2 separate regions of the Homo sapiens genome follow, and region 1 is linked to region 2. A link is a loop called in an ENCODE intact Hi-C map of the cell type or tissue named here. Cell type or tissue: heart left ventricle. All regions are shown on one strand. Links, peaks and the distances in the headings refer to the core of each region. The heading gives the core; the rest is flanking DNA.

Region 1 (15,979 bases), core at 4,853-12,852, 53 kb before region 2:
AGGGAAGAGGCTTGAGAGGCAGTCTATGTGTGAAGGATAGTGGAGAGGCCAAAGGAAAGGAAAGGATTGAGAACATAGGTGCCAAGGGGCAGAGCCCCCATTTCTACCTTTCCTCACCCCAGTTCCTCTCTGCCTAAGATCCTCAGCCTCATTACTCACCTCTGCTCTAGTTTCCCAAGTTTCATGCACAAATCCCTGGGACAACTCAGGGAAGATGAACTGGGATGGGATTACTAAGACCCCCTTCCTCTTGCCTTTCTGCCACTTCACTTGGGGTGTGGCAAAGGGAGTTTGGAGCAGTGCGTTTATTGGTAGGAAGGTCAGGGACTCTCAGCTAGGTTCAAGGAAAGTCTTAGCTTAGAACACCTCATGGCAAGGTCTACCTAGGTTGCGAAATCAATGCCAGGAATACAAACAAGTAGTATACCCTCAATACTAACAGCCCATCTAACATCCCAGGCTCCGTGCTGGGCGCTGGGAGTCCCAGGGGTAAGACGGGCTGTTAGTATTGAGCCCGGGAAGTTAGCAATATCTAACAAAGCTACGTACACATTTACCCAGCAATCCTACGTCTAGGAATTTATCCAGAAGGTGCTCATTCACAAATATGGAAAGCTACGTACAAGGTGATTTTTGTTTGTTTGTTTGTTTGTTTTTTGAGACAGAGTCTCGCTCTGTCGCCCAGGCTGGAGTGCAGCGGCGCGATCTCAGCTCACTGTAAGCTCTGCCTTCCGGGTTCAAGCAATTCTCCTGTCTCAGCCTCGTGAGTAGCTGGGATTACAAGTGCTAGCCACCACACCGGCTAATTTTTTGTATTTTAATAGAGATGGGGTTTCACCGTGTTGCCCAGGCTGGTCTCAAACTCCTGAGCTCAGGCAATCTACCTGCCTGAGCTGGGATTATAGGTGTGAGCCACCAAGCCCAGCCACAAGGTGGTTTTTAAAGGCATATTTACAATAGGAAATCATTGGAAACTATCCAAATGCCCATTCTTTAAAAAATGGTTAAACAAACAATGGTACAGTCCATACAATAGAATCCTAGGTAGCCAAAAAGAAAAAAAAAAGAATGACTAGGAGCCCTGTGAACTTATATGACATGATTGTTAGGATATATTATTAAGTGAAAAAACCAAGACATAGTACAGTATATAGTATGCCACCTTTGGGATAAGAAAGCAGGAGAAGTAAGAAATTTTTTTTTTTTTGAGACAGAGTCTCGCTCTGTTGCCCAGGCTGGAGTGCGGTGGTGGGATCTCGGCTCACTGCAAGCTCTGCCGCCCGGGTTCACGCCATTCTCCTGCCTTATCTTCCTGAGTAGCTGGGACTACAGGCGCCTGCCACCACGCCCGGCTAATTTTTTGTATTTTTAGTAGAGACAGGGTTTCACCATGTTAGCCAGGATGGTTTCGATCTCCCGACCTCATGATCCGCCCACCTCAGCCTCCCAAAGTGCTGGGATTACAGGCGTGAGCCACCACGCCTGGCCTAATTTAAGTACTTTTTAACCTTCATTCCCTGATTCTATATTCATATTTTAAGTAAAAAAAAAAAAAAAAACCACCTACAAAGAAATCTTGACCTTTACTTTGTAGACATGTTATTGGTTGTGGTATTTGTGTCATAAATTGGAAACTGTTTCGTTTATTGTATGATAGATGAAATGAGTAACTATGGTGATATTTCTGGAAATCAGGGTCTCACTATGGAAAAAGAGAGATATAAGTATGGAATGGGGGAAGGGGAAAAAGAATCTTTCGGGGTTTTTTTGTATATCTTGTGGGTCTGTCCACTGAAAGGACTGTGGAAAGGAACACACCTAGTACCTGGATTTTTATTTCTAAGTACAACTTCCCACGGGGGAGGTTGTAAGGAACAGTGCTCCTTGAAAAAATGACTAATTTCAAGTCTGAGACTGGGAAAGTATAAGTGAACTGTGTTGTGCCAGAAACTAGAGCATGCTCATGTCATGACATGTTGTCACAGGAGCTGGCTTAAAGGGTCTCCCGCCAACCAGAGGTGAAACACATTAAGCATTCCAAAGGATAATGGTAATAGATTGTAACACATTGAATATTAAAAATTCCTTGAGTCTATTTTGACAGTTGACATGGACAGGGAGGAGCAGGGAGGGAAAACTCTGAACAGAAATGCCAACGAGGCCAGACACAAGGCCTCACTCTGTAATCCTACCACACTGGGAGGCCAGGGCAGGAGGATCGCTGGAGCCCAGGCGTTTGAGGCTCCCATGAGCTCTGATCATGACACTGCACTCTAGAATGGGTGATAAAGCAAGACTCAGTCTCAAAAAATTAAAAAGTAAATGCCAGTTGGGCGCAGTGGCTCATACCTGTAATCCCAGCACTTTGGGAAGCCCAGGCAGGTGGATTACTTGAGGTCAGGAGTTTGAGACCAGCCTGGCCAACATGGTGAAACCCTGTCTCTACTAAAAATATAAAAATTAGCCGGAAATCGATTGAACTCAGGAGGCAGAGGTTGCAGTAAGCCAAGATTGTGCCACTGCACTTCCAGTGGGAGACAGAGCGAGACTCCATATCAGATAAATAAATAAATAAATAAATAAATAAATAAAGTAAATGCCAACTAATAAAATCTAGTAGTAATGACAAGATTTTTCTTTAAATTTAATTTTATGTGAGGCTGAGGTGGGTAGATCACCTGAGGTCGGGAGTTTTAGACTAGCCTGACCAATATGGAGAAACCCCGTCTCTACTAAAAATACAAAATTAGCCGGGCGTGGTAGTGCATGCCTATAATCCCAGCTACTCGGGAGGCTGAGGCAGGAGAATCGCTTGAACCTGGGAGGCGGAGGTTGCAGTGAGCCAAGATCACACTATTGCACTCCAGCCTGGGCAAGAAGAGTGAAACTCCGTCTCAAAAAAAATTTTTTTAAATTTAATTTTAATAGAAAAATACTAGTTTCATATATGTATGGGGTGTAATGTGATGTTTTGATATATGCATACATTACGGAACGATTAAGTCAAACTATCAACATATCCATCACCTCACACATTTATCGTTGTTTTTGTAGTGTAAACATTTAAAATCTCTCTTAGCAATTCTGAAACATGCATTACATTAACTATAGTCACCATGTAGTGCAGTAAATCTCAGAAACATTCCTTCTGTCTACTGAAACTTTGCATCTTTTAGCCAACATTATCTTTATTTACCTACCTATTTTTAGAGATAGGGTCTCACTCTGTCAGCCATGTTGGAGTGCAGTGGCCCATAGCCTTGAACTCCTAGGCTCAAGCGATCCTCTTGCCTCAGCCTCCCAAAGCACCAGGATAATGGGTGAGACACAGTGCCAGACTGGAACTTTAAATTGACCAGTTTGCAGCCTCTACTATAATAGCTGATTTAGTCTAGCGTTTAATGGATACTAAAACCACTGGGTGAAAGATTGGTCTTAGCATATCTTAGTTTGGGCTGCTAAAACAACATCATAGACTGGGTGGCTTAAGCAACAGAAATGCATCTCTTTGTTTGTTTGTTTGTTTTTGAGACCGGGTCTTGCTTTATCATCCAGCTGGAGTGCAGTGGCACAATCACAACTCACAGCAGCCTTGATCTCCTGGGCTCAAGCTATCCTCCCACCTCAGCCTCCCAAGTACCTAGGACTACAGGCGCATGCTATCATGCCTGGCTAATTTTCATATTTTTTGTAGAGACGGGGTTTCACCGTGTTGTCCAGATTGGGCTCGAAATCCTGGGCTCAAGCAATCCACCTGCTTCAGCTTCCCAAAGTGCGGGGATTACAGGCATGAACCACCGCACCCGGCCCCATTTATTTATTTATTTATTATTTTTTGAGATGGAGTTTTGCTCTTGTTGCCCAGGCTGGAGTGCAATGCTGCAAACTCAGCTCACCGCAACCTCCGCCTCCTGATTTCAAACGATTCTCCTGCCTCAGCCTCCTGAGTAGCTGGGATTACAGGCATGTACCACTACACCCGGCTAATTTTGTATTTTTAGTAGAGACGAGGTTTCTCCATGTTGGTCAGGCTGGTCTCAAACTCCCAACCTCAGGTGATCCACCCTCCTCAGCCTCCCAAAGTGCTGGGATTGCAGGTTTGAGCTATCACACTCAGCCCCCATTTATTTTTGAAACAGGGCCTTGTTCTGTCACCCAGACTGGGGTGCAGTGGTGCAGTCATAGCTCACTGCAGCCTCAAACTCCCAGGTTCAAGCAATCCTCCGACCTCAGCCTCCCAAGTAACTGGAGCAGGTGCATGCCACCATGGCTGGCTAATTTTTTTGTTGTTATTGTTGTTTTGTTTTTTTGTAGAGATGGATGACATAGGAAGACTCCACCTCTACAAAATAAAAAATTAGCTGGGCATGGAGGCTGTGCACCTGTCTGTAGTCCTAGCTACTCAGCAGGCTGAGGCAGGAGGATAACTTGAGGCTGCAGTGAGCCGTGATCATGAAACTATACTCCAGCCTGTTGACAGAGTGAGACCCTGTCTCAAAAAAAAAAGGTGAAACTAAGTAAAGGGTCTGCAGTTGTTTATTGTGCTATTTTTTTCAACCTTTCAGGTTTGAAATTTTTCCAAATACTTAGCCAGAGAGAGAAGTCCATGCCAGAGGCACTCCTAGATTCCTGGTTTCTTCTCACTTTATCTGCAAAACTCCTGACCAATAGGAGTGTCTTTTCTAAGCTCTTGGGTGCTGAGAGTCCCCATGGAGCACACAGAGGGATCTTCTAAGAAAGTAAGGTCCTTTAGGAAGCCTACCTTCCCACCCTCACTGCTCCCCACCCACAGCCTCTCCTGTCCAGACAGGAGCACCTGGGCCCTGATGAGTGGGCCACAAAGGGAGGTAGGATGACAGGCATTCTCCCACCATGCCATGGGGCCAGCTGAGGGAACCTGGGGACTGAGGGCTTCCAGAGTCACCCACCTAACTTTTGAGGAGACAGGTCCCAGGCTGTAAGAGAAGAAATTCACCAAACAGCCCAGAGATTGTTGCTGACCAAACCTTTAGTGTCCCTTAGAATTCTCTAATTAGGTGATTCTGAAAGAAACCAGCAAGCAGTGCCTGCCTGGAGCCTTCATGCCTGAGCTAAGCAAGGCCTTCTAGGCACTCCCTTGGCAAGGGCAGCACACCTGGCTGTCCTGTCATTGACCCAAATCATTGTGCTACCCACCCCCGCCTCCCCATCCTGATCGTCGCTCTGGAGAGAGATTGAGTTTCCAGGATGGCTTCTCTCTCTCTTTTTCTCCCTCTCTTCTCCTGGAAACCCTGGGGCTAGGCCCTACATGACTCAGGGCTCTTTTTACGTAGGCTCATGTAGGTGACGGCTATTAATCCTTTAGTCAATTCCCCTTCTGTGTTGGTGAGGGAGCCTGAAAGAGCGGGAGCCAGGAAGTTGGAAGGGGGCAGACAGGGAGGAGTTTGTTCTAGTGGGCTGCCAGGCTTGCCAGAAGAGCACGGGACTGGGAGTCAGAAAACTGGTAATCTGGACTCTTGTCTGCTGTGTAACCTTGATTGAAGCAGGGGATATCTCTGGGCCTTCATCAACTGCACTGTTACATGAAACCAAGTTTGGACATACAGACATTCCTGATTCAAGACCCTCCTCTTCTATAGAAGACAAAGGAGTAAAACTCTCAATGCCCAAACCAAACTCTTTTATCACAGATAGAGTCTAGCACAATGTAACAATTTGCAGCCAAGTCCCATCCTTCTGCCCAGGATGACCAGGGGAAAAGAGGCCAAAAAGCATATGGCTTTGAACTGCCACCATTGATGTTTGGGAGTAGAACAGGTTCTAAGATTTCCCACCTCCACCTGCCGGGAACTTCAATTAGGAAGTACCTTCCAAGGCCGTAATTCTGCTATGTCCTAGGCCAGAAACTAAGGAATATTAGCTAGAGGTAGAGAAATTCAAACTTTCACAAAGTTTCCTAGGGCACATAATCCCCCCAAAAGTTATTATATTGAACCATATGAAAATGCCAATATACGGCTGGGTGCGGTGGCTCACGCCTGTAATCCCAGCACTTTGGAAGGCCGAGGCAGGCGGATCACGAGGTCAGGAGATTGAAACCATCCTGGCTAACACGGTGAAGCCCCGTCTCTACTAAAAATAGAAAAAATTAGCCGGGCGAGGTGGCAGGCGCCTGTAGTCCCAGCTACTGGGGAGGCTGAGGCAGGAGAATGGCGTGAACCCCCGGGGGGGGGCGGAGCCTGCAGTGAGCCGAGATCGCACCACTGCACTCCAGCCTGGGTGACAGAGCAAGACTCTGTCTCAAAAAAAAAAAAAAAAAAAGCCAATATACAACCACTTTTGACCTACAAAGGCAATTTCATGTAGCTCACCTAACAATATTATTCGACACTGGAATAATGTCAGTGGCATTACAGTCAGTGTTGTGAGCTGCAGAGATTAGGTTTTCATCTGAGCTGTGGGTTGGATTAGAAATTCAGGCAAAGTTGCCAGCTGCTAGGCCAGCTTACCCTCCTTGCCAATCCAGACTTTCAGCCCTAGAGGTAGACATGTTGGCAGAGCCCTTGTTTGGACTCTGGTTGAGATTCTAGCATTAGCCTTCCTGGCAACTGGCCAGGGAAGCTGCCCAAGGTAGAGAGGAATGTATCATCCATCTATAGTCTGCTTTTCTTGTGTCCCAAATGCCCTGCTTCCTATCTTGGGAGCTGAAGACGGAGGAAAATTTAAGAAAGGAGGAAATGGAAATACTGGCCCTATTCATCCTCTGTCTAGTGGGATACAAGAGCGGGAACACACACTTGAAATCTCATCTGGTGCAGGGACACATGACCTAGTGATGGCTGGTAACTGCTAATAGGATGGCTGGGGGCTGAAGGGGTCTTAGTGGGAATGGGGAGACTAGAATTTGGCAGGGCTCAACTGGAAATTATTCATGGAGGAGGTGATTGCCAAACAGGATTTTAAAGAGAAAGGACAGATTTGATGGAGGAGGGGAGGGGAGATGGGGAGGAAGGGGTGTGCTGCTACCACCCGACTGAGGACACTCAGAGCATCCTGGAGAATCGGATACTCTGGCAGGTGAGGGAGGCTGTCTGATCCCACTCGCTGGAAGGCCTCCAGCCTTTGTCTGAGCCAGTACCGGTACTGTGGGCAGGATGGCATCTGGCCTCAGCAGCGGCCTGCCACCTGTCTGCTTTCCTGGCACTTATGGACCATTAGGATGATTTTTTGATGTTTTCTCCCTGCTGTCCATATTACAGCCTTCTTTGTGGGGAGCACTCGTACGACATCTGTTAGGATGCAAGGACAGGCACAGCAAGCAGCAAGCATCCATTCCAGGAGCTTTCTGACCTTGTACAGGGGAGGACGGTCACCAGGCTTTGGGCTTGTCACCAGGCTCATTTTACTGAGACAGAGCATTTGAGATGGACAGAGAACTGGCACCTCGAGACTTGCCCAAAGACACTGGGTTAGTTTGAGGCAGAGGTGGGGGTACAGCCTAGTTCTCCCCACTCCAAGACTGGGACCTCGACCCCATCACTGCAACACTGTGTGACCAGATCAACACCAAACTTCCCTGGTTCCCAATGTCTCTACCCACATGGCAGAGAGAACTATCCCCGTCCCTCCAAGGTTGATGTGAGGTCATGTGCTAGGAGCAGTTTGGAAGACAGATTCTAGAAACCATAAAGGTGCTGGTGGCATGATTGTTACTGTTGCTGTTATTATTAACAATTAAGGTCATTAGCACACAGAAAATGCAAAGAAGTATTTGGCACTGCCCGTATCACCGTGCAGCTCCTAACAGTCCCCTCCATGGCTCCTCCTCGCACACTGGGCCTTGAGCTGAGAGAGGCAGAGTAATTGAGAGGGGAAGCAGAAGTCCTGGGAAGAGGTGTGCAGAGATCTCCTCCTGCCGGGGTATTCTTGGCCCTACGCTTTCCTCAGGGTGTGCCTCCTCCAAAAGGTCAGAGGAAGTGCAGAGGGGAAGGAGGGGAAGCACTATTAACTCCATCCTTCCTTAGCAGCTGACTAAGTCAGGTTGGCTGCTGAGCTCTGATTTGGGATCTAAGAGTCAAGAGGGCGGGGCCACCATAATGTGACAGCACAGGCTGATTTGATTGCCAGAGCCAATCTGTCATTCATTTGCTTGTTCACTTATCCATTTATTTATCCAACAAACATGAAGCGAGCACAGACCATATGCCAAGCACTATGTTAAGGGTTTGGGAAGAAGTGGTATCCGGGAGGCAAAGGAAGGGCTCAGCATCACTGATGTTAAGCTCAGGGATGATTGTCCCAAGCCTGGGGACTCACAGCAAGCCCCGCTTGTTGGTAGTGCTCTAGGGAGTTTGCATCTGTTTCCCTGGAGAGCACATTTAACCCTTGACTTCAGGGAGGTAAGATCTAGACCCGACGCACAACTGAGCTGGTAGGGGCCTTAGATATCATTGCAGGGCAGCCCCTGGTGTTAGCAGTGAGACCATGGCCTGAATGGTAAAGGGCTTGCGCTTGTCCTTTGCTGAAGAAAGCCTTCTCCTGGACCAGGGCATGGTGCCGAAGCTGGGTGTGGGTCCAGCCTGGTTTATTCAGCCGCTCGGTTGGCCTCCCAGTGTTACCTGACTTTACCATCCCCTGCTTATATCCGGAGCCTCTGCCTCTGATGGGGTGGAGATGTTCTGTTGCTGGGATGCCCAGAGGAATCCAAATGGTACTGAGAAATAGAACAATACCTCTCCAGAGAAGCCCTCCAGTTCCTCCTCCAGTCTTTACCTCTCATTTCAGCCTCTTAATCCCTATTTTCAGAGGCAATGTGGTATAAAGGATAAAGGAGTGGATTTAGCTTCAGTTGGTACATGCTGTACACATCTGCACCTAGCCTGAGTTTTGCCCTCTTTAAAGTTTGTATAATATCGCCTTTCATTACTTACCCCATAGAGTGTTATGACAGACAAATAAGGTATTGTAGGTAAAAGCATCCCATAAACATTAAAGTGCTAGATATACGTAAAGCTTATTATTCCGGTGACCCCCTCTTCCTATTCCCCACTCTTCATCTCAGTTCCTTCTCTTGACTGCCCAACCCCTTGACCCCACTCCCAAGAACATCCTCCTGTTCTCTGTGTGTTCCCACTCCTGCTCTCACTGCATCCTCCCTCCTTGCTTAGATCAAGATCTAAAACACTTGTTGCATCCTTTTTTGAGACAGGGTTTCACTCCCATCGCCCAGGCTGGAGTACAGTGGCACAATCATGGCTCACTGCAACCTCAACTTCCTAGGATCAGGTGATTCTCCCACCTCAGCCTCCCTTGTAACTGGGACTACAAGTGCGTGCCACCATGCCCAGCTAATTTTTTTTTTTTGAATTTTTAGTAGAGGTGGGGTTTCGCCATGTTGCCCAGGCTGGTCTCAAACTCCTGGTCTCAAGCAATCTGCCCACCTTGGCCCCCCAGAGTGCTGGGATTAGAGGTGTGAGCCACTGCACCCTGCTCTTGTCACATCTTAAATAACAATGACATTGGTAGAAGTAATAATCGAGCTAACATTTATTATTTATGTGATAGGTATTAAACTTGAATCATCTCATTTAATATTCTCAGTGAACAGTGAGGTCGATATTAGCATTGTCTTCATTTTCCACATGATAAAGATGTTCATAAACCATAAGGCTAAGATGCACCCTTAGTTTAGCCCATTTATAGATTTCCTCTTTCCATGGCTGAGTGACTGACTGGTTGACAAGAACATGGGAAGTTTCAACAGCATTTATTGAATGTCGACTAAATGCCAGATGCTTCCAAATTATGTCACAACAACCACCTTCTGAGACAGGTACAGGCTTTTTCTTGGAGATCATCTGGTTGTGAGAATAGAAGCCTACTCAGAGAAGCAAAAGTAAAAGGGAGCTTTATTAGGCCATTACAGGGAAATAGCACAGAACTTAGGTGTGGGAAGTGTAGCCCCTCTGTGAGCCACACCTACATCCTGGAGCTGTAGCACTCTCTTCTTCACAGATGGGCTCCTGCTCTTTCATCCACAAGCACAGGACCCATTGTGGGTGAACCAGGCAGTAGGTTCCATCTGTCAGTCCATGTGGCCTTCCCACTTAGCTCTCCGAAGTAAATTAACTCGGTCTCTCAGTCCAAACGCCAACAGATGCTGATTCCAGCTTAGATCTGATGTCCTCTGCACTCCAGTGATCTGTGGCTTGTGGCAGGGGAGGGAGACTAATCAGGCCTATCTTTTTCATCAGGTCTAGGGGTGGGAGCAGACATTTCTAGAGGGAAAATTCATTGGCTTTAGGTTGATTCAACCCAACTACATTCTTCACCACACCAGACTCTCTCTAGGATATCTTAAAGATAATGCTCTGGTTGAAGCCCCTAAATAAGAGGGCATGCGAGTTGTCCCAGAATCTGTGGATTCAGCTGGGACTGGAAAAATAGTACTAACCATTTTTGAACCCTGCTTTGTGCCAGCCGATTAATATACATTATCTGTAATCCTTACTACACTCTTACAACATGCTATGGTTCCCATTTTACAGATAAGAAAGCTAACACTCCGTGAGTTAAATAGCTTGCCCAGAGATCATCTGGCTCATTAGGGTTGGGGCTGATATGTGACCCAGGCCTGACACCAAAGCTCACGGCCCTTCTAATACACAAAAAAAGGTTATTTACTCTCCTGGAAGATAAGCTCCATGAGAGCAATGGTCTTCGCCTTGCTCATTGATATATCCCAAGTGCCCAGAACAGTATTTGGCACATAGTAAGTACTCAATAAAAAGTTATTTAGTGGATTTTGCTTTGGTAACTTTTGTATTCCTAGGCTTCCCAATGTCAGAGGGAAAAATGACTCAGACAGTGGGCCACTGAGAACAGTGGGGTAACCCTCTGGGCGTGCTTCTGGTCCCTAACCCCCACAGCCTACTGTGTTTTGTTTTTGTTTTGTTTTTTGTTTTTAGAGACAGGATCTCACTTTTTCGCCCAGGCTGGAGTGTAATGGTGTCATCATGGCTCTCTGTAGCCTCCAACTCCTGGGCTCAAGGGATCCTCCCAACTCAACCTCCTGAGTAGCTGGGACTACAGGTGTGCACCACCACACCCAGCAAATTAAAAAAAAATTTTTTTTAGAAATGGGTCTTGCTATGTTGCTCAGGCTGGTCTCAAACTTCTGGGCTCAAGCAATCCACCTGCCTCTGCCTCCCAAAGTGCTGGGATTACAGGCGTGAAACACTGCACCTGGCCTCACAGTCTGCTTTGATGGGGGACATTAGGAGCAATATAGAAAAGTCTGAAAGAAAGTATGACCCTGGATTTATCTGTGTTTTCTGTTTGTATTTCTGACCTAAGCCATTTAGCCCTGTAAGAGGAGCAGATGAAAAGAGATTTCCTTAACACTGGAAAATCCATTTACTGGGACTAGGAAACAGGATGCTGAAGTCTTATATTGATATAGCAAAGAATGCTAATTTCCACTGGGTTTTCAGCCCCGGGGGTCAGAGCTTACCAAATCCTGAATCCATTCCTGTGCCTTTCTGTATAAAAATGCCCTGTGTCCTAAATCACCTAGTTGGCCTTCCAATCCCAGCAGGTGGTGTTATATAAAAGTGCAGATTTGAGGGAGTCTGATGGAACTGGATTCAAGTCTGGCTGGCCAGCTGTGTGACCGTGGACAAATTATTTAGGCTCTCAGACTCAATTTCCTCTGGAAAATATGAACACACACAAATGAAGAGTGATACATGTTCTGAGTGCCTGGCTCACTACTATGAGCCAGGGTAGTCATCGAATTTTAATTTTTCCTATCTTGTCCCTCCATTTCTCCCTTCCTTTTCCATGGAGCCTGGCACCAGCCTGCCCACCTGCTCCCTGCTAACCTTTGGGCTCAGTACATTTATAAAAGGGTCATAGCCCACTGTCTCCCCGTAGCGAAAGGCCCAGAGGCCCCAGCCTCCTGCAACTCTCCATCAAAGGGCATGCAGGGGCTCCATCATTTCCATGAGACAGGTTACCCTCTTGGTGCCAGCTCTAGGGCTTTGCTTGATATTTGAGCAAGAAGAGTCCTGGTGAAATAAGGCAGAGTGGAGGGTAGAGAGCTGCAACCACCTCACCTTGTTTACTCGTGCCCTGCATTCCTCCCCTGGGAGTAGCGGCTGTAGAAGTCAATGCTGGGAAATCTCTTGTTGATGGAGGGAGTCAGACTGGGTGACAACACTACTTGTTTTTGTAGAAGCTGTAGCCCAAGGGTGCTATCACTATTTGGTCACCCAGATCAACTGTCAGCTGCACTGGAATTGAGCTGCCCCTGGATAAACAAGCAAGAGAGTCTCAGGCTGGAATCTCCCCTGCTTTTCCCAGCACACACCCACGCAGAGACTTTAGCTGGCAAGAAGTGGCAGCTTAGCCAAGATAATGCGTGAACCAGAACTTGCCTTTCCTGGCTGGAAGGGGCTTGGCATTAAGTGCAGTTCTTGCTCCTGCTTCCTATAGATCACTTAAGTGCTCCAGGCTCTCTTGGAACAGGGGGAATTCTCTGGTCCCCTCCCAGTTTCTCAGGGATGGCATCCAATGATGGGAGATGGTTTCAGATGCAGTGACTTGCAGACAAGGGTGTGAATATTAGCTGAGAGTTCATGTGAACAGGCTTATGGCAGCATGGTTTCTGAGATGCAGCGACTTGTTGGTTTTGGCTGCAGCGTTTTCACTGAGCCCACTCATCAGCCTGCAAGCTACTTGAAAGGAGAGTGATGCTTTAGTCATTCCTATATACTCGGTGTTTAGCACAGTCTTTGGCTCATAGAATGAGGATCAGTAAAGAACGGATAGATGGGCCGGGTGTGGTGGCTCATGTTTGTAATCTCAGCACTTTGGGAGGCCGAGGAGGGTGGATCACCTAACATTAGGGGTTCGAGGCCAGCTTGGCCAACATGATGAAAACCCATCTCTACTAAAAGTACAAAAATCAGCCAGATGTTGTGGCAAGTGCCTATAGTCTCAGCTACTCAGGAGACTGAGGCAGGAGAATTGCTTGAACCCTGGAGGCAGAGGTGGCAGTAAGCCGAGATCATGCCATGGCACTCCAGCCTGGGCAGCAGAGCAAGACTCCATCTTAAAAAAAAAAAAAAAAAAAAAAGAATGCTTGGATGGATGGATGGATATAAACAAATAGAAAATTTTCTCTAAACAAACAGACCACAGTGAACTTTACCTTCTTCCTTCCCAGGGCCACCCTCCCTGCTCAAAACCTCATCATCTCATGCCTGAATAATTGCAAAGCCTTCCTAATGACAGGCAGGGTGGTCTAGAGAAGTGAGTTCCAGACTGGAAGTTGGGAAACCTGGAACTTGAGCCACTTAAGTTGTTCTGTCACTTTTGGGAAATCACTGAACCTTTCTGGGCTTCAATTTGTTCAGATGTAAAATGAAGAGTTAGGGCTAAATGTACTTCTAGGATGTTTCAACTCTAACATTCTCTGCTTCCTCCTACCCAAACAATGCTGCAGATTAATTATAGTTGGGTACCAACATTTAAAAGTAAGATCTCACTGCTGTCTTGCTCAGCTGGGCTTCAGTGACAGAGACTGGTGACATCTTCCTAGGAAGTTGGTGACCGGAGTTGAAACAATGGCCAGTTCCCCAGGAGACTTGGCTTAGGAATTGGTCTCCTAGAATTATTGAGCCCTTATCTAAGGAAGCTCCACCTTTCACTCTCCCTCTTCAAACTCATGCTGGGAGCTTGTGCGGCTCCCTGCAGCCCCGCTCTGTATGACTCTATGTGGCCACTATGCCAAGGTGGAGAGGAGGTCTGGACTGCATTTGGAATCCTGGTAATGGTGGTGATTCTCTTTTTACTTCTTTGTGGTGTCCAACATCCTCTAGTGTCACTGGCACAAAACAGGTCAGGCTATTGGAAGGCCACACTGCTTAACAACAATGTCAGGAGATCCAGGCTCTCAGCTATATTCAGATTAGTGAAGTGTACATTCTCCTAACTTGCTCAGCTTATCTCCTGCACCTAGTGCTATAAACAGTTGTGTTTCAGAGCTCCCCAGGCTGGCCAAATCCATAGTTCCAATCCCCAAAGTCCCTTGTCTAAATGGGGTCTAACTTCCGCCCCAGTTTAACCCAGGGCTGTTTCTGACTCAGCCCCTGTCATCCTGCCTGGGCCCTAGGCAACACTGCCTCTCTAATGCCCTAGCCAGACAGAGCATTCCTGTTTACCCAACTCACAGACTCTCCCTACTTTCTGAGTTATATGCTTTTCTTCTGCTAGTTGCTTTATAGCTTGGTCCATTATTCTGTGATCTAATCTACCTAGTTTTGTGAGGGGTTTTTTTATTTTGTTTTGTTTTTCATTTAAAAAGCATCTATATTTTCTTTCATCAGCTTTGCATTTATCACAGTCATCACTCCTCATTCAACACCCTTCCCAGCTTATACTCCCTTTTCTTTCTTTTTTTTTTTTTTTTCTGGAGATGGAATCTTACTCTGTCACCCAGGCTGGAATGCAGTGGCATAATCTCGGCTCACTGCAACTCCGCCTCCTGGGTTCAAGCGATTCTCCTGCCTCAGCCTCCCAAGTAGCTGGAATTACAAGTGCCTGCCACTGTGCCCGGCTAATTTTTGTATTTTTAGTAGAGACAGGGTTCCACCATCTTGGTCAGGATGGTCTTGAACTCCTGACCTCGTGATCCATCTGCCTCAGCCTCCCAAATTGCTGGGATTACAGGCGTGAGCCACCGTGCCCGGCCGTATATTGCCTTTTCATAGGAACGTTGACATAGTTAAACCCTACCTTATCGTATGATCATTCTTGTTTCAGCCACTTTTAGAGACACCACGTTTCGAGGAGGGCTTTTGTTGTTTTCTCGGTGTACTTTAATCCAAATGGCAAATTTTTAGCCAGGTGGTTATTTTTTAAGAATATTTACTTTTTTTCCAGAGTATAAAAGTAATATGTAAAAAGGATCTCACATATACTGAGCACTTACTATATTTCAGGCACCAAGACACATGCTAAAACTGCATGACCTCATTCCCTCCTCATGACAATCCTAATAAGGAAGGAGTCATTCCTATCTTCCCTTTCAAAAAAAGAAAGTAAGGCTCAAGAGATAAAATACTTTTATCCAAGTTCCCACAGCTACCAAGTGGTGGTTGTGGAATTCAAACCATGGCTCTCAAACTTCAGAGTCCAAGGGTGCAGTGGCACGTGTCTGTAGTCCAGCACTTTGAGAGGTTGAGGCAGAAGAATTGCTTGAGTCCAGGAGTTTGAATCCATCTTGGGCGATATAATGAGAACCCATCTCTAAAAAATAAAAAATATAAAAATAAAAAAACAGTCGACCAGGCACAGTGGCTCACGCCTGTAATCCCAGCACCTTGGGAGGCCAAGGTGGGTGGATCACCTGAGGTCAGTGTTCAAGACCAGCCTGGTTAACATGATGAAACTCCATCTCTGCTAAAAACACAAAAATTAGCCAGGCGTGGTGGCACATACCTGTAATCCCAGCTACTTGGGAGGCTGAGGCAGGAGAATCACTTGAACCTGGGAGGCGGAGGTTACAGTGAGCCGAGATTGTGCCACTGCACTTCAGCCTGGTGACAGAGCGAGACTCCATCTCAAAAAAAATAAATAAAAATAAAAAAAGATTCTGAGCTATGTACTGCCTCTACACAGGATCATCCTAGAAAGTGTGGAATATTCAGAAAAGCATGAAGAGAAAACTAAAACGTTCACAAGTCCAGACATAACTGCTAACATTTTGGTGTAGTCTCTTTTAGTCTTTTATATACGTGGGTGAGTATATACATTTTTTAAACAAAATTGGGAACACGTTGCATAATAAGATTTTGATTTAATTTTTTTTTCCTACCCAATACTAGATCATGAGCATTTTCCCACATCATAAAGAATTGGTCACAAGTCAGCCCCAAACATAGTCCAGTGGAATCCAATGATAGCAGGCAACCAGAGGCAAAGTATCTGTGGTTTT
Region 2 (15,979 bases), core at 3,516-11,515:
GGTTACAGGCATGTGGCTAATTTTGTATTTTTAGTAGAGATGGAGTTTCACCATTTTGACCACACTGGTCTCAAACTCCTGACCTCAGGTGATCCGCTCACCTCAACCTCCCAAAGTGCTGGGATTACAGGTATGAGCCACTGCGCCCGGCCTTAATCTCTTCTTAAAAGCTAAAAAAACTTAAAAGATAATGAAAAATTCAGCTTCAGGCTTTGGCCCAGCCCAGTTGCCCAGTGTGCCATGGTATTATGAAATTTTGCCTCATCAAAATGTAGAAAGAACAAAAGGAAACTTGCTTTTTCACTTTAGTCTGGTTTTAGCATCTCTGTAGCAGATTCTTACTTGGCCCTATACATCTGGCAGTTCATGGTTGAGTAGCATGAGATGGAGCAAAGATCTTGTCCATTAGGGGCTTTCAGTCTCATGTGGTCTCCTATTTCTGAATCTTCCTCAGAGGCCACAGCATATTTCTCACCAATTCTAAGAAGTTGTTACCCTTTGCCAGTGCTGTATTATAAGTTAGTGACTTGGAGCCTAGACTCTTTAGGATGAAAAAAGAGAAAGAGAGTTTTACATAGATATCTATACCTAGTTTATGTCTTATTTTCTTTACAACCTAAGGGAGCTTCCCTACCTGTTTTCTTTACTTCTAGAATTTGGTTTCCTATCTCATAGGCTTTGAGTTCAAATGATAGCTCCACCATTTACTAACTAAGTAGCCCTCTACAGTTTACTCAGCCTCCCTGAGTCTGTTTCTTCTTTGAAAATAATGTTAATAACACCTAGCCCATAGAGTTACTGAGATTAAATAATACATATACAGTGCTCATACTTATAATTAGGTGTTCAATAGATTAGTTTTCTCAGATTAAAACAGAGTCCATGCATCTGTAGATACTTGCCAGAACATGGGTGCCTATGGAGTGCAATGTTTTGTCCTATCTGGAGAGGTTACTGTGTGTGTAACTGCAACTACTGTCCATTTCATTTGCTCACTTCTTAATCACAAAAAAAAAAAAAACCCTGGGTAAGGTGGCAATATCTAATTGCTTTCATGTGGCTCAGTCTTTGCCTTCTAATGGTAGTCCTTAATCATACCCCTTTGGGCTCTGTCTACTTCTTGCCAGCTAGATTTCTTTATTCAGTCACTTTTACAGCCGTACTGACTGCTGAGGGTCTGTTCTTAATTATATCTTCACTGAGATTATGCAGTACTTTACAAACACCCATCAGAATTTAAACAGGATCTTTCTTTTTCCCTTCCTATGCTGTTCTTGATCCCTCTGGTCAGCTGTCTGTCTCACAAACAGGAACTCGGGAGTCCAAAGAAGCTGGAACCTAGAGAACTCCTGACAGCAGGATTCAGGCTTTCCTCCAATTTTCCAGATCCCTTCCCAGAGCTGCCACTGTTTACTTTCTGATTCCCAGAGAGCTTCCTTTCCCAAAGGCCAACATATATTCTACTTTCTGTCAACATTGGATATCAAATGTTATAGACATAGCTAATGCTCTTGGATCCTTTCCCAGTCCTGGTTTCAGCCCCTTCCAATGGCAAGTGCTTCCCTCGTTACAGCCCCTGGCCATGCCTGTAGCCTAGGACTCCTAACACTGGCACAATTTTCTACTGCCATGTACTGCTTCCTTAGATCACAAATATGTGTCCTGGTGTTTTTCTTTCTTTTCTTTCTTTTTTTTTTTTTTTTTTTTTTTTTTAGAAGGAGTTTTGCTTTTGTTGCCCAAGCTGGAGTGTAATGGCGCGATATTGGCTCACTACAACCTCCGCCTCCTGGGTTCAAGCAATTCTCCTGCTTCAGACTCCCAAGTAGCTAGGATTACAGGTGCACGCCACCACTCCCAGCTAGTTTTTTGTATTTTTAGTAGAGACGGGGTTTCATCATGTTGGCCAGGCTGGTCTCGAACTCCTGACCTCAGGTGATCCATCCACCTCGGCCTACCAAAGTGCTGGGATTACAGGCGTGAGCCATGGCATCTGGCCTTTTTTTTTTTTTTTTTTTTCTTTATGAGAGATGGGGTCTTGCTCTGTTGCCCAGACTGGTCTCAAACTCCTGGACTCAAGCAGTTCTTCTGCCTCACCAGTTTGTAGTAATGTAAGAGTTACCATAGGGCTTGTTCTGGAACTGGGGAGACGGTGTTGGAAAACAACCTTTCCATTAGTAATTTTTAGTCCCCAGTACCAACAGTGACGTCCTAGTGTGTAAGAAGAATAAAGAGATAAGAAAAGGAGAAAAAAATAAGAAAGAAAAAGAAAGAAAAGAAAGAAAAGAAAGGAAGAAAGAAAGAAAAAAAAGAAAAGAAAAGAAGATATAGAACAGCTAAGACATAGGAGTATCTACCCAGGCAAGGGTAATGCTCACCTGTTTAGTTAGGGTAGGCAGACAAAAGATCCCCAATATGCTCATCCTATAAAAAGCCAGCCTGTTCATGGAAGGCCACACAGCCTGACAGCCTAGGAGAATTTTGTCATTGTGGGAGGTCCCAGTGGACCAATAATAAGAATAAAGAAATGTACCTGGTGCTTGAATTCTGCTAGCTGGAAACCAAGGTGAAAGTGAAGATCAGAGATATTGTTTCCTAAAATATAACCCTTTTCCTTTATTTTCTATGGACTGATAGCATCTTTAGTATAGATTGACAGAATTTTTTTTTAAACCATAGCTTTTAAGGGGGCTTATGGAACTTGAAGTTTATTACATTTCTGATACTAACATGGTTTTATTATCATAGATTTACACAATTCTAAAGGCAGGTGGGACTTAATTATCTCTTTTGGCTGGCCGCAGTAGCTCATGCATGTAGTCCCAGCACTATCTGTGCTTTAGCTAAGATACTCTGTGAGACTGCTCTAGCATAAGAAGCATTTAGAGCATTAATGGAGTATAAGTCAGAAGGCATGAAATATTCCATCCCATTCTACCTGGTGGTAAGAACTTAGGTCATTTAAACCCTTTAGCCTGGAGAGAGGGAGAGAGAAAGAGATTATTATTATTATTATTATTATTATTATTATTATTATTATTATTTTGGGATGGATTCTCACTCTGTCACCCAGGCTGGAGTGCAGTGGCATGATCTCGGCTCACTGCAACCTCCGCCTCCCAGGCTCAACTGATCCTCCTGCCTCAGCCTTCCAAGTAGCTGGGACCACAGATGCGCGCCACCATGCCGGGTTAATTTTTGTATTTTTTGGTGGAGATGGGGTTTTGCCACCTCTACCTCAGCCTCCCGAAGTGCTGGGATTACAGGCATGAGCCGCCACTGACCCAATGTTTTTTTGTTGTTGTTTTCAATTTTATTTTTGAAACAGGGTCTTGCTCTGTCACCGAGGCTGGAGTGCAGTGGTGAAATCATGGCTCACTGCAACCTCCACTTACCAGGCTCAAGCAGTCCTCCCACCTTAGCCTCCTGGTTAACTGGGACTACAGGTGTGCACCACCACGCCCAGCTAATTTTTGTATTTTTTTTTGTAGAGACAGGGTCTCTCCATGTTGCCCAGGGTGGTCCTGAACTCCTGGCCTCAAGCGATCTGCCCACCTTGGCCCCCCAAAGTGCTAGGATTACAGGCATGAGCCCTCATGCGCAGCCTCAGCCCAATGTTTTGATACTGGCTTGTGTTCCTTGAGTATACATTAGCTAGTTAGAGTAAGAGGAGTTGCCCCAGTGGCCAAGAGTTGGTTAGACTTAAGAAGGCTTGGAGATGTTTAGCTACATGGCCTTCAGCAACAACCAGAAATAAGGCTGAGAGCATGAGCCAAAAAGAGAAGAAAATTTAGGGCAACAAGAAAGGGTGGGGGAGACATAAAAGAGAATACATGTTTACATCAAAGTAACTAAAGATTTCAGTCTTTATGTCTGTATATAAACAAAAGCAAAGATGCAGGGGTGAGACTGGAGCTCCTGGGCAAGCTGTGTTGCCTTGGGTTTATCAGGAGGGACAATCTGAGCATTTTGCACAATGGAATCCTTCTTGTTTGCTTGCTTCGTTCCCCATTCCAGTTTTTTCCCCCTCCTTTTATTGTCTCTTCTTTCCCTGTCCCATTCCCACCTCAACCAATCTTTCCAATCCCCAAAGAACAGAGCAGTTTGGTTGGTATAGGCTAGAAGATAGCCTTTTACCTTCTGTGTGGTTTCCTGTGGAGTCTCATGGCCTCGTGAGTGGAAGAAGCTTTTTGTGAATCTGGGATGAAAATTACCTGTGGCTTAAGGGGAAGAAGGAAGAGGTATTTTCCTTAGTCTCAATACCCTTTTGTGTGAAGGAAAAAGGGATGGTCCTGGCGGCCTAGGTAGAGGTTATACGTGTTCTTTTTTCCCTGTAGAATTTTGCACATTGGTCCTTAGCTACGCTATCCTTTTTAGGAGGAAGAATGGTGTTTTCTGAGGAAGAGTTAGGCCAGCCCTTGGAGGCAAGGTCTGGGCCCAGAACAGAATGGGAAACAAGGGGAGCCTTGAATAAACAGCAAATTATTAACTGTAGGCCTTCTTTCAAAAGGCTGAAGGCTATTTTGGTTGAATTTGGATCTAAAAGATTGTTGGTGGAACTTTCTGTTTTATGTTCCTTCTGTACCCTTCTACTTCTTTTCTCCTCTGCAGAGTTGAAGGCGTGACAGTGAGATATTGAGGGCCTCCAATTCTTTTTCAACAACATTCAACTAATACTTAAAAACTGCTAGGTGCTAGGGACACAAGGGTGAACATGACAGGTGCAGTGCCTCCTTCCATAGAGCTTACAGGCTAAAAGAAGATGCATATGAATGAAGGCAATTTCAGAAATCTTGCCATAGGGCTTCGATGAGGAAGAGCAGCGTCTATGGGAACACAGTGTAGGGACCTAAGCTGAAGGCATTGCAGGGGAGGGGAAGGGGGCTTAGAGCTGGAGACAGCACACCTGTATCATTTAGGGATTACCCAGTGAAGCTCTAGCATGGCCACGCTCTATGATCATTGCTACCACCTGCTGAATATTCCTGGCATAAGATGCCAGCATTTTTGCCTTCCTTAATTACTGGGTAGTTACTAGGTTTAGGGAGCTGAGATTCCTTGGGGAGTAAGTGGCAGGCGGGAAAAAAAATGTGTTTTAAGACGGCCAACCCAAATTACAATTTTGTTTTATTAGCTTGAGGATTTAGATGAACGTCTATCACCTTAAGATCTCTGGGGCTTAACTGTGTTCCCGTCACTGTGCCTTTTGAGGGCAGTGGCATGTTTTACCAGGAATTGTCCATTTTGCTACAAGCTGAGATGTACTGGGATTGGGCTCTTCCTCGGTGTAGCAGATTGAAATTTCTAGTAGTATTGTCAATCTGGAAAAAATTGAGTACATATCCCAAGTAAATGTTCACCTACAAGACTATTGCCTTACTATTAATACATCTAACACTTTTATTTACATAATAAGATAGGCAAACATATATTTTCCTCACTCTAACAGATGGATGCATGCCCCCCGCTTAGAGACCGCTGCTCTAAAGCACGGTGGCGTTAGGGGGATGTGGAGGACTAGGTGAGTGAAGATGGGATGGAACAGATGTGAGAGGAAGATGGGCAACTGGGTTCTTTGAGATTTTTCTTCCCTATCTTTAGAGCTTATAGTCTGTTCTGGAATATCAATTTTTAGGAGCTCCTCCACTTGAGGTTAGAAGCATAACCTCTATTTTCCTCTTTCTTTGTGCCCTCTGCCCTGTAGCCATCATCTCTTGCCCCAACTCTACTAAGGATGGCAAATAAGTGACCCTAATAACAGTGATCTGGGCATGGCCTCAGAGATTAACATTCTGTGGTCCACTCTGCCTACCAAATTTTGGGCAGATGGATTAGCACTAACTAATTCACGATGTGAGAAGGACTCAAGCCAAAAGTGTCCTCCCTCTGCCCCTCCCCATCCCCCACCACAGGGAACTCCACTTTGCATCCTAGGAATTCCCTGTCTGGTTTGAGTTTCATGCCTAGGGCTGAATTAGGCTTCTTGTAGGCTGTGGGTTCTCTCTTCCTAGCCCAGCCCAGGCTCTGCCAGTTCTTTTCTACTTAGCCCTCCTTGCCTAGAGCTGGGCTTCTGGGTTCACTGTCATAATGCTGTCCAGCTGGGGTCAGAGGGATCTTCACGAGGAGAGTAGCTAAGGCTTCCCCAACCTGGAAGCAGGAGGCTTCCCCTTCCTGCTTTCTCTCCTGGAGCCCTTTATGCTCCATTCCTTTGACAACTCAGCAGCAACTGTTGCAAGTTTTTTGGGGGTCTGATTTGGTTTTTAACCTTCTCATTCTTGGCTTACATTGGACCATTAGCTGTTGGGAAGAAAAATAGCATTCCCTCCTTGGGTGAAGCAGATACTGCATCTACCGAAAGTGGGGCTTTCATTCTTATTATTTAGCTCCAAGGTGGGAATATGACACCAGATGGAAGCACATTCATGAAGTACAGAAGGTGGCAGAGTGGCAGAGCAGAAAGCTAACTAGAGAGCTCTAGGGAGACTTTTTTCCCTGGGCCACAGTTGCTGTTTTCAAAAAAAGGCCAAGAGCAGGGGGCGGGATAAAGGGAAGCATGCCCTGAGGAAGCGGCCCACCTTGGGAAGGGTTTTGCTGACCAGAATGAGAAAAGAAGCATTGTTCTCCAAGTTCATCATCCTCTGGCTGTGACCTTGAATCAACTGCTTTATCTCTAGGAGCTGGAAGTCTAGCAGATAGGGAGCAAATCTCCAAGCCATGCGTGTATTAAACTGGAGGTGCTGAAGCAGGGAAACTGCTGTATACTCGGAAGAGTAGCATTCGGTTATTAGCCAGAGATGGCTAGATCTTGCATGGCCCTATTTTGATTTTAAGTTACTCCTCCCCCTCAGTCCCCAAATCCAGGGTTGTTGGGGTTTTTTAAAATTAATTTTAACTTTTTTTTTTTGAGATGGAGTCTGGCTCTGTTGCCCAGGCTGGAGTGCAGTGGCGCAATCTCAGCTCACTGCAAGCTCCGCCTCCCGTGTTCACACCATTCTCCTGCCTCAGCCTCCCGAGTAGCTGGGACTACAGGCGCCCGCCACCACACCCAGCTAATTTTTGTATTTTTAGTAGAGACGGGGTTTCACTGTGTTAGCCAGGATGGTCTCGATCTCCTGACCTCATGATCCGCCCGCCTCGGCCTCCCAAAGTGCTGGGATTGCAGGCGTGAGCCACCACACCCGGCCTTTTTTTTCTTTTTTTGAGACAGGGTCTTGCTCTGTTGCCCAGGCTGGAATGTAGTGGCAAAATCACGGCTTACTGTAGCCTCAACCTCCTGGGCTGAGGCCATCCTCCTGCCTCAACCTCCTGAGTAGCTGGGACCACAGGCACACGCCATCATGTCCAGCTAATTTTTTTTATTATTTGTAGAGACAGAATCTTTCCGTATTGCCCCGGCTGGTCTCGAACTCCTGAGCTCAAGCTATCCTCCCACCTTGGCCTCCCAAAATTCTGGGATTACAGGCATGAGCCACCAAACAAAACCCAAATCCTTTTAAGGAAGGACTTAAAAGGTATTCTGCTGTCTGTCCTTCTCAAGTTCCAAAAGAGGACAGCCTTCAAATCAACCCAGAGAAAATTCTCCCTGGTACTATATGAGTGGGAGAAGATTCTGCTGCCTCCTTTGGCAAGGTGTCATAACTCAGACAGCTGGGAAGTCCCTCCTGATGTCTACCCTAGCCCCACCCTTTCTGGGGCTGAGCTGGTTCTGATAAGTAGTGCCTCTGCCGATGTCGTTGGCCCTTCCCTGCTGGAGCTAAGCCACTGAGGGTTGGGCTGCATTTCTCCTCCCAGGCCCTAGGTCCTGCACACTCATGGCAGACACAAATATTCCACTGCTGTTTATTCTATGTTCCCACCCAGCCTGGGCAGGGGCCGTGCACCTCCCCAGCATGGGGTGGGGGTGATGACTTCACAGCTAAACATTCTCTTTGCCTCTCCCAGCTCATGTGTTCAGTCTGGTTCATAGGGCCAGAAGTACTCCCACTCTGGGTGGGGCTTTCTCTCTCATGTTCTTGAGGACAAGATTTCCCCTCAGTTTCCTGAGGAATTTCTAGGGGAAACCCTTTTCCTGTGTTTCCAGCATTCTCTCCCTGCCAAGTTTTCCTTCCCCTCTCCAGGAGGTTGTGTGAGCATCTGAGAAACCACTGCAGAGATCAGGGCCTTTTAGAGCCTTTTCCCAGGCTGGACAAGTATTTGTGTGAAATTACAGCTGCTGAGATCAGGGCCTGAAAGACTCTCTAGGGCAGAAAGAATTGGAATGGAAAGCCCAAAACTGGGGATTGGCCGAGCTCCCAGTCCCACATGGCTTTCCCATGCCTCACCACATGTCAGAGAGGATTCCCAAGGCTACTACAGCTAAGAGCCTTGACCTGCCCCGCCTTGCTGCAGGGCATACTGGGAACTGAGACAGCCACTTGACTTCTTAAGGTTGCTATTGTACAAGCTCAGGGTGACTTAAGGTGGAACACATAGATGAGTAGAAAATGGCAAAAAAAAGAAGCAAGCAAGTGACTTTGAGAGCATTTAGGTAAGAACAAGCCCTGACTTTTTATGTTTTCCATAGTGTATGTCACTTCATTTGCTTGGGTCCAAAAAAGGCCATAAGAAAGGTTTTATTGAGTACAAAATTCATAGGTTTGGACTCTGATGAACCTGATGGCGATGTTACCATCCCTGAGGCCAGGAAGAAAAAAGACAGGACTAATCCACCCCAATTGTAGACAGTGGGAACAGCGCTGGCTTGCTTAGAGGTACAGAGGAAAGCAGCATGCAACCCTGCCCCGTGGTGAAGGAAGTAGGGTGGCCAACCATCCCGGTTTGCCCGGGACTGAGCGGGGTTCCCAGGAGGCAGAAACTTCAGTGCTAAAACCTGGCAAGTCCTAGGCAAACCAGGACAAGTTAGTCACACTAGATTGAAGCCTCAGCTGAGTGCAGCTGCCTCCATGTCCCAGCGTCCTCTGTATCTAGGTTGGCATCCAGTGGCCCTCTGTGGGGTGGCATAGACTCTGCCACTTAATAAGCTCAAGTAGTCATACCCCTGCCAGGCCTTAGTTTGCTTCTATGTCAAATTGGGTTAATAGTAGCTACCAGGTAGGGGTTTGTGATGCTTGAATGAGAAGGCATGAATGTGCCTGGTGAGGCATCTGGCACATAGTAATCACTTAAATGTTAGCAATCTTAGTTATCACTCATTCATTCAGTTCATTCTACAAATTTGTGTGTGTACAATGTGCTGGGCAATGCTGTAGGCCTGAGGAACAAAGATAAAAATCCTGCCCTTGTGGAGGAGGTGGACAAACAATAAATGAATGTGTCCTATTATATGCTAGGTGAGAAGACCTGTGGAGGGAAATGATTGAGCAGGATGAGGGGGATCAAGAGTGCCAGGTAAATACAGTGGTCAGGGTAGGCCTCACTAAAAAGAAGATGTTTGTACAAAGACCTGAGGGAGGTGAGGAAGTGAGCCCTCTCCAACAAAGAGGAATCTGGGCAGAGGGAACAGCTTGTGCAGAGGCCCTGATGTAGATGCCTGTCTAGTGCGTTTAGAGAACAGCAGGCAGGCTGGTTGGGCCAGATCTCAGTGAACATGGAGAAACTAGTAGGAGATAAGGACTGGGGGGCTGGGGGAGTCATAAGGGTCCTGGAAGCCCATCATTAAGTCCTTGGTGCCTAGTTTTACTCTAAGTAAAAGCCAGAGGGTTTTGAGCAGATGAATCGCATGTACTGCCTTGGATCTTAAAAAAGATCATTCTGGCTAATACATTGAGAAGAGACTAAGAACAGGAGAGGGAGGGTGGAGGCAAGGAGACCAGTTAGAAGATGATTGCTATAATCCAGATGAGAGAGGATGGTTTAGACCAGGATGATAACAGTGAAAATGGAAAGTGATTGGACTTTAGATATATTTTGAAGCTGATAGGATTTCTCAACTACATGATATAGGAGATGGGGGCTGGGCATCAAAGATGATTACAGGGTATTAGCATGAGAGCAGAGAGGGACAGGTAGCCCTGTTCTCTGCCCCTCATATGTCCCTCTTTTTGGGAGGGAGGGTTTCATTAGGCTATTGGGGTGCACCTTATGATCTTTAATATCTGATGTCTTGGTTTGCCCTCATAATCATCTACTAAACCTTGGTAAGAAGGAAAGGGCATCTACTCCCTTTACATTGTGAATCCTGCTTTTTTGAGAAGCGTCCCAGGTAGCTTAACAAATTACCAGCACTCCTGCCAGCAAGCCTGGCTCTCCAGCACAGCAGACCCAACTTGGCACAGCCTTGCCATCTCTGGTCCCTGGGGAGAAAGGACCAGCAAGGCCCTGCCCCTTTGGCAAGTCTGCCTCTGCCTGTCTGGGGCTAAAGATTCCCTGCCCAGAACACTCCTTTCCCAGGCTCTGGCTTTCCCTCCTACTGGGAACCTGACTTCTCAGGCTGGTGGGGCAGGGAGTCTCTGGGGAGCAACCCAATTTGCTTCTAGAGGTTTGGCCAAACCTCACAGCTCTGCGGGGCTCAGCTGTGCCCCTAAGCTGGAGGCCAGGGTGATGTGCTTGGGCACTGGGAGTCAGGAGACCCTGGATAAGCCATCAGGCACCACTTCCCTAACCAGCCCCTGTGTCTCTCTCCTAAGCACTAGCAAGTGAATGTGGTCTCAAAAGAGGGCCCTCACACCCCTAACTGCATAGGTGTGGATGCTAGTTCATCCCCTGCCCCCCCACTTTCATCTCCCACCCCCCACATCTACCTTCCCAGACAGATGAGTATCTTATGTATGTCTCCTGATGCTTTTTGTTTTATAGGATAGGGAAATGGAGGCCATCCCAAACTCTGCAAATAATGCTCCCTTGGGTACCTATTTTCCCATTTTCAAAATCTTTATCTGTTCAGATGTCTTCCTCAGGTCCTAACCCAAATCTCTCCTTTTGACATTTAAGGTAACACTCCTGGGTTCTTTTTTGAGACAGAGTCTCTCTCTCGCCCAGGCTGGAGTGCAGTTGCATGATCTCAGCTCACTGCAACCTCTGCCTCCCAGATTGCAATTCTCTTGCCTCAGCCTCCCTAGTAGCTGGGATTACAGGCATGCGCCACCACACCCAGCTAATTTTTTTGTATTTTTAGTAGAGATGAGGTTTCACCGTGTTGGCCAGGCTGGTTTCAAACTCCTGACCTCAAGTGATACACCCACCTTGGCCTCCCAAAGTGCTGGGATTACAGGCATGAGCCACCACGCCCGGCCCACTCTTGGGTTCTATTCAGTGAAGATTTTCAGTGAAGAGTAGACATTTGCCTGTATACCACGTCTGCATTCCTTCCTCAGCAACAGAATAGCCCTTCACATTGACTAAAGTGTAAAGAAGGCCTCTGGCATCCAAGTCCTTTGCCTCCGTTTTGTCCCTGCAGCCTCCATCATCCACTTCTTGTTCTCTCTGTGAAGCTCAGTTGAAGTTCCCTTCCTCTGATTCTGACCCTCCTCAGCTGCTAACCTTTTTTCAAGACAAAAGTCACCCTACCCTGCCTCTGGGAAACCCTTCAAACCGGCAACCAACAGCTTCCAGTGCCAAAACCAGGACTAATTTGCCTCAGCGTGTAAACAACTTGAACACCAACTGGCATTAATCACCATGGTAGGATTGCCCCTCTTCCCTTCAAGGGTAGCCCCACCTGGGGACCCATGAAAGGACCCAAATATAAGGAAAGCACTGAGAATAATTCTGCCTATCTCTTGTCCCTCTGGGAAAGTGCGTAGAGAGTAGGTGTGGTATGTATGTGGTGCATGTTCTGTGTGTGTGTGTGTCATATATCTGTGTGGTATGTATTGTGTATGTGGTTTGTGTTTGGTGTGTATGTGTCTGTATATTGTGTATAAGGTGTGTGATGTGAGTGGTGTATGTGGTTTGTGGTGTGTATGTGTCTGTATAGTGTGTGTGGCATGTGGTGTGTGTACACACAGGTATGTAAGCAAACGTATGTTGGTAGGGAGGATGCTGCTAATCAAGTACTGCGTGGCATCTGAAAACTTTGTGGCCCCACCTTTCTTGTTCTCTTTTTATTCAATCTGAGTAGTAGTACTTCCCTTAGTACCTACTTAGTCCTTAGTAGAATGGTAGTATCTCTCAGTGGTGTGTGTTTGTGCCTCTGTGAGTGTGTGTACATGCATACACCTAGGCACACAGGTGTGTATATGTGTGTGACAGAAGAGGGGCACATGTGCTTAAAGGGAATGCCCACAAGTTATAGTCTTAAAGACTCTGCCCTGATGCTCCCCTAAAGCTCCTGGATCTTAGAATTAGGACACATGTGTGGGCTCTGCCTCCATCTTGCATGACCTTGAGCAAGGAGCTTGTTCTTCCTGGCCTTTGTGTGTGAGCCAATGGATGGCAGCTCACTCTGCTTTTAAATCACTGCAGCATTTACCTGTTAATATGACATAAAAGTTCTATGTGAATCCCAAGAACCACTTTAATATTTAATGTTCTCAGAGCTGGAGCCTGGGGCATACTCAATCAGTAGCAGATAAGATTTTATGTCTGGTTAAGAATTTATCCAGCTTATACTTGTTACTAAGATAAGTGAGTGGTCCCATGGCTGACTAGTTTCATTTTGCCCATTTTTAGACTGAAAGTTCCACCCTCTCTAAGTCCTGGGCAGATTAGGATGGTTGTCTCTAACTGGATCTCATACTTGAGCAAATCAGGAAGGAAAGGGTCTTTTTTATTTATTTTATTTTAGAGACAAGGTCTCATTTTGTTGCCCAGGCTGGAGTGCAATGACGTGATCACTGCTGCTCACTGCAGCCTCAAACTCCTGAGGTCAAAACAATCTTCCCACTTCGGCTTCCTGAGTAGCTGTGACTACAGGTGCACCACATCATGCCTGGCTAATTTTTGTCTTTTTTGTGGAGACAAGGTTTCACCATGTTGCCCAGGCTGGTCTCGAACTCCTAAACATAAGCAATTCACCCACCTTGGCCTCCCAAAGTGCTAGGATTACAGACGTGAGATACCATGCCTGGCCTCTTTATTTTATTTATTTTTGAGACAGCGTCTCTCTCTGTTGCCCAGGCTAGAGTGTAATGACATGATCATGGCTCACTGCCACTTCAAAACTGCCTTTTATCATTTTCCTTTTTTCCTACATTCATTCATCCACTCCTATCTCCTTTTCAGGTCTGTCTGGGAACCCTGCAGATCTGGAGAAACGTAGGCAGGTGTTTGGACACAACGTGATCCCCCCCAAAAAGCCCAAGACTTTCTTAGAATTAGTGTGGGAAGCTCTTCAAGATGTCACGCTTATCATCCTGGAGATTGCAGCCATCATCTCCCTGGTCCTGTCCTTTTATCGCCCTGCTGGTGAAGAAAATGAACGTGAGTGTCCTAAACAGCTCAGCGTGACTCTTATCTGGGTTCTTTCCACCACCACCACCAAGCGCTTAGTATTGGTGGCTGACAGGTTATAGCTTAAAACATTTCCCCCATTATCCAGAGTGGGCTTTCCAAAGGAAACCAAGCAGTAGCTACTAAGCTATTCTTCCAACTCATCCTTATTCCAAGGGTTCCTCCCCACCCCACCCTCACCCTCTGTCTTCTATTAAATCCTTTTTCGGAATGTCAGGAATCCTCTACCCTTTTAAGACATTTTATTTATTTATTAATTATTATTATTATTATTATTTTAATGGAATCTTGCTCTGTCACCCAGGCTGGGTGCAGCAGCTTAATCTGGGCTCACTGCAACCTCCTGGGTTCAAGCAATTCTCGTGCCTCGGCCTCCTGAGTAGCTGGGATTACAGGCGTGTGCCATCACGCCTGGCTAATTTTTGTATTTTTAGTAGAGACAGGGCCTTACCATGTTGGCCAGACTGGTATCAAACTCCTGACCTCAGGTGATCCACCCGCCTTGGCCTCCTAAAGTGCTGGGATTACAGGCGTGACCCACTTGCCTGGCCTATTTAATAATTTTTACAACATAGAGACAAGGTCTCACTATGTTGCCCAGGTTGGTCTCAAACCCCTGGGGTCAAGCGATCTGCCTGCCTTGGCCTCCCAGAGTGCTGGGATTGCAGGTGTGAACCAACACCCCCAGCCAGGAATTCTCTACCCTTATCCAACCAACAAAACCCTACATCTCAAAGTGCCCCCTGCCACCAATTGTCTGGCATGATGGGAAACAGTAGTGAAAGCCTGACCATGTTGGGAACCATAAGTGTGACCTTACATGTGACTTCCCTAAATTTGATAGTTTGTACTATTTAGTCATTTGCCTCTTTTGGATTAACATAAATAGTTACACTAGTGATAAGACAATACTCAATCCTGCTATCCTCTGATATCCTCTTCCAGCCAACAGTTGTATTTGCTATTATTCACTTTTCCTGACTTTCTATCTTGGGGTGATTGTGGAAGCACTACTCCTATTTCTTAATGTCAACAAAAGCCCTTCAGTGACTATTTCTCTCCCTTCCTGGGATAGTGTGTGGTCAAGTCGCAACTACCCCAGAAGATGAAAATGAGGCACAAGCTGGCTGGATTGAGGGGGCAGCCATCCTTTTCTCAGTGATCATCGTGGTGTTAGTGACTGCCTTTAATGATTGGAGCAAAGAGAAGCAATTCCGGGGGCTGCAGTGCCGCATTGAACAGGAGCAAAAGTTCTCCATCATCCGAAACGGTCAACTCATCCAGCTCCCTGTGGCTGAGATTGTGGTTGGTGATATTGCCCAAGTCAAATACGGTGAGAGCTCCGTGTTTCTTTTGCTTACCCCACCACCACCCCCATTTAAGGGATAGGTCCTTTGGCATGAGGGGGCTGGGAATTGCTGAAAACCCAAAAAGATAAGATCCAAAATTGTATTCACTTCTAGGTTAGAGTTTAAAGAGGTTGTGGGAAGCCATTTCAGAAAGGAGTAGCTGAAACTCTGTCGCAAGATTGTCAGACTTGTACCCTGTGTGTCTTAGGGTTAAAAGTGTATAACATTCAGGCCATGGAAAGGTGTTGGGGATGAATAAGAGTTTGAATTTATAATGCCTGGAAAGCAACCTTCTCCCAGATTGTACAGAGCTGAAGACTTGTAAAGAGTCTCCATGTACTCTCGGCCATTGCTGTCTAGATAGGGCCCATGGGAACAGCCATGAGATAGGGTTGAAGGAGTTGGAGGACCCTACCCTCAGCCAGTCTCTTACTATCTCCTTCACTGTCCCTCCTTCCCCTTTGTGCTCTAGGTGATCTGCTGCCTGCAGATGGAATCCTGATCCAAGGGAATGATCTGAAGATTGATGAGAGCTCTCTGACAGGGGAATCTGACCATGTCAAGAAGTCCCTGGACAAAGACCCCATGTTGCTCTCAGGTATAGGCCCTGGCTGCCCAAGTTCCCATTTACCTCCCTGCAAACACCTAGGCCACAGGATCCAGACCCTGTTCTCTCCTCTGACTCTGTCCCATCTCCTTCCCTGGGGTTCAGCTGGGGCAACAGCATTTTGGTGGGTGGAATACAAGGATATCAGGCAGCCTAAATGAAGTTTTCCATGAAACAAGTGTTATAAGGGCCTTGAAGGGGCTTTGCTGGTTGCAGGGGTGGCGGGGGCAGGAGGGAGGGCTTACCCTAAAGCGGTTAGACACATTTTCCTCCTTACTCCCAATTTGTCTGGTCTGTTTTAAATGCGCCCAGCTCTTGACCTTTTCCTACTGTGCTAAGCACATCATTATCCATGGGGTAGGGAGGAGTATTTTTTCTTCTAAGTTTGTGTTTCATACCAAATCATGTCTAGGTATTAAAAAACCCATTCCTTCCCATCTTCTCCTTTCCCGTGTAGGGACCCATGTCATGGAAGGTTCTGGCCGGATGGTGGTGACAGCTGTTGGTGTCAACTCTCAGACTGGAATCATCCTTACTCTCTTGGGGGTCAATGAGGATGACGAAGGGGAGAAAAAGAAGAAAGGTAAGGGGCATCTGGAATGAGATTCTCTTTCCTCTCATCCCCATGGACAAACAA

The links. A loop is a pair of places that touch in the nucleus more often than their neighbours do. Peaks named below come from ENCODE experiments on the same cell type or tissue, not always from the same donor. Only the 100,000 strongest peaks of a DNase experiment are listed, where the experiment ranks them.
Region 1: a loop joins it to region 2, with 2.5 times the contacts of the local background. A loop is called at or near these places in 11 of 110 quality-filtered maps.

What each region holds. Positions count from the first base shown.
Region 1 is chr1:203,631,155-203,647,133 of GRCh38, forward strand. The region is part of intron 1 of ATP2B4 (ATPase plasma membrane Ca2+ transporting 4); the gene reads left to right. Among named protein-coding and RNA genes, the nearest start is that of ATP2B4, 12 kb to the left of the region's middle. In heart left ventricle, for the core only: a CTCF peak has its summit at 7,914; no DNase peak of the experiment used is centred there; H3K27ac peaks cover 4,690 bases.
Region 2 is chr1:203,684,999-203,700,977 of GRCh38, forward strand. It overlaps ATP2B4 (ATPase plasma membrane Ca2+ transporting 4), which reads left to right. Exons shown (of 21, transcript NM_001684.5): 3 at 13,159-13,356; 4 at 14,462-14,719; 5 at 15,208-15,333; 6 at 15,800-15,925. Among named protein-coding and RNA genes, the nearest start is that of SNORA77, 37 kb to the right of the region's middle. In heart left ventricle, for the core only: a CTCF peak has its summit at 8,425; DNase peaks (open chromatin) are centred at 7,763 and 8,333; H3K4me3 peaks cover 507 bases; H3K27ac peaks cover 2,667 bases.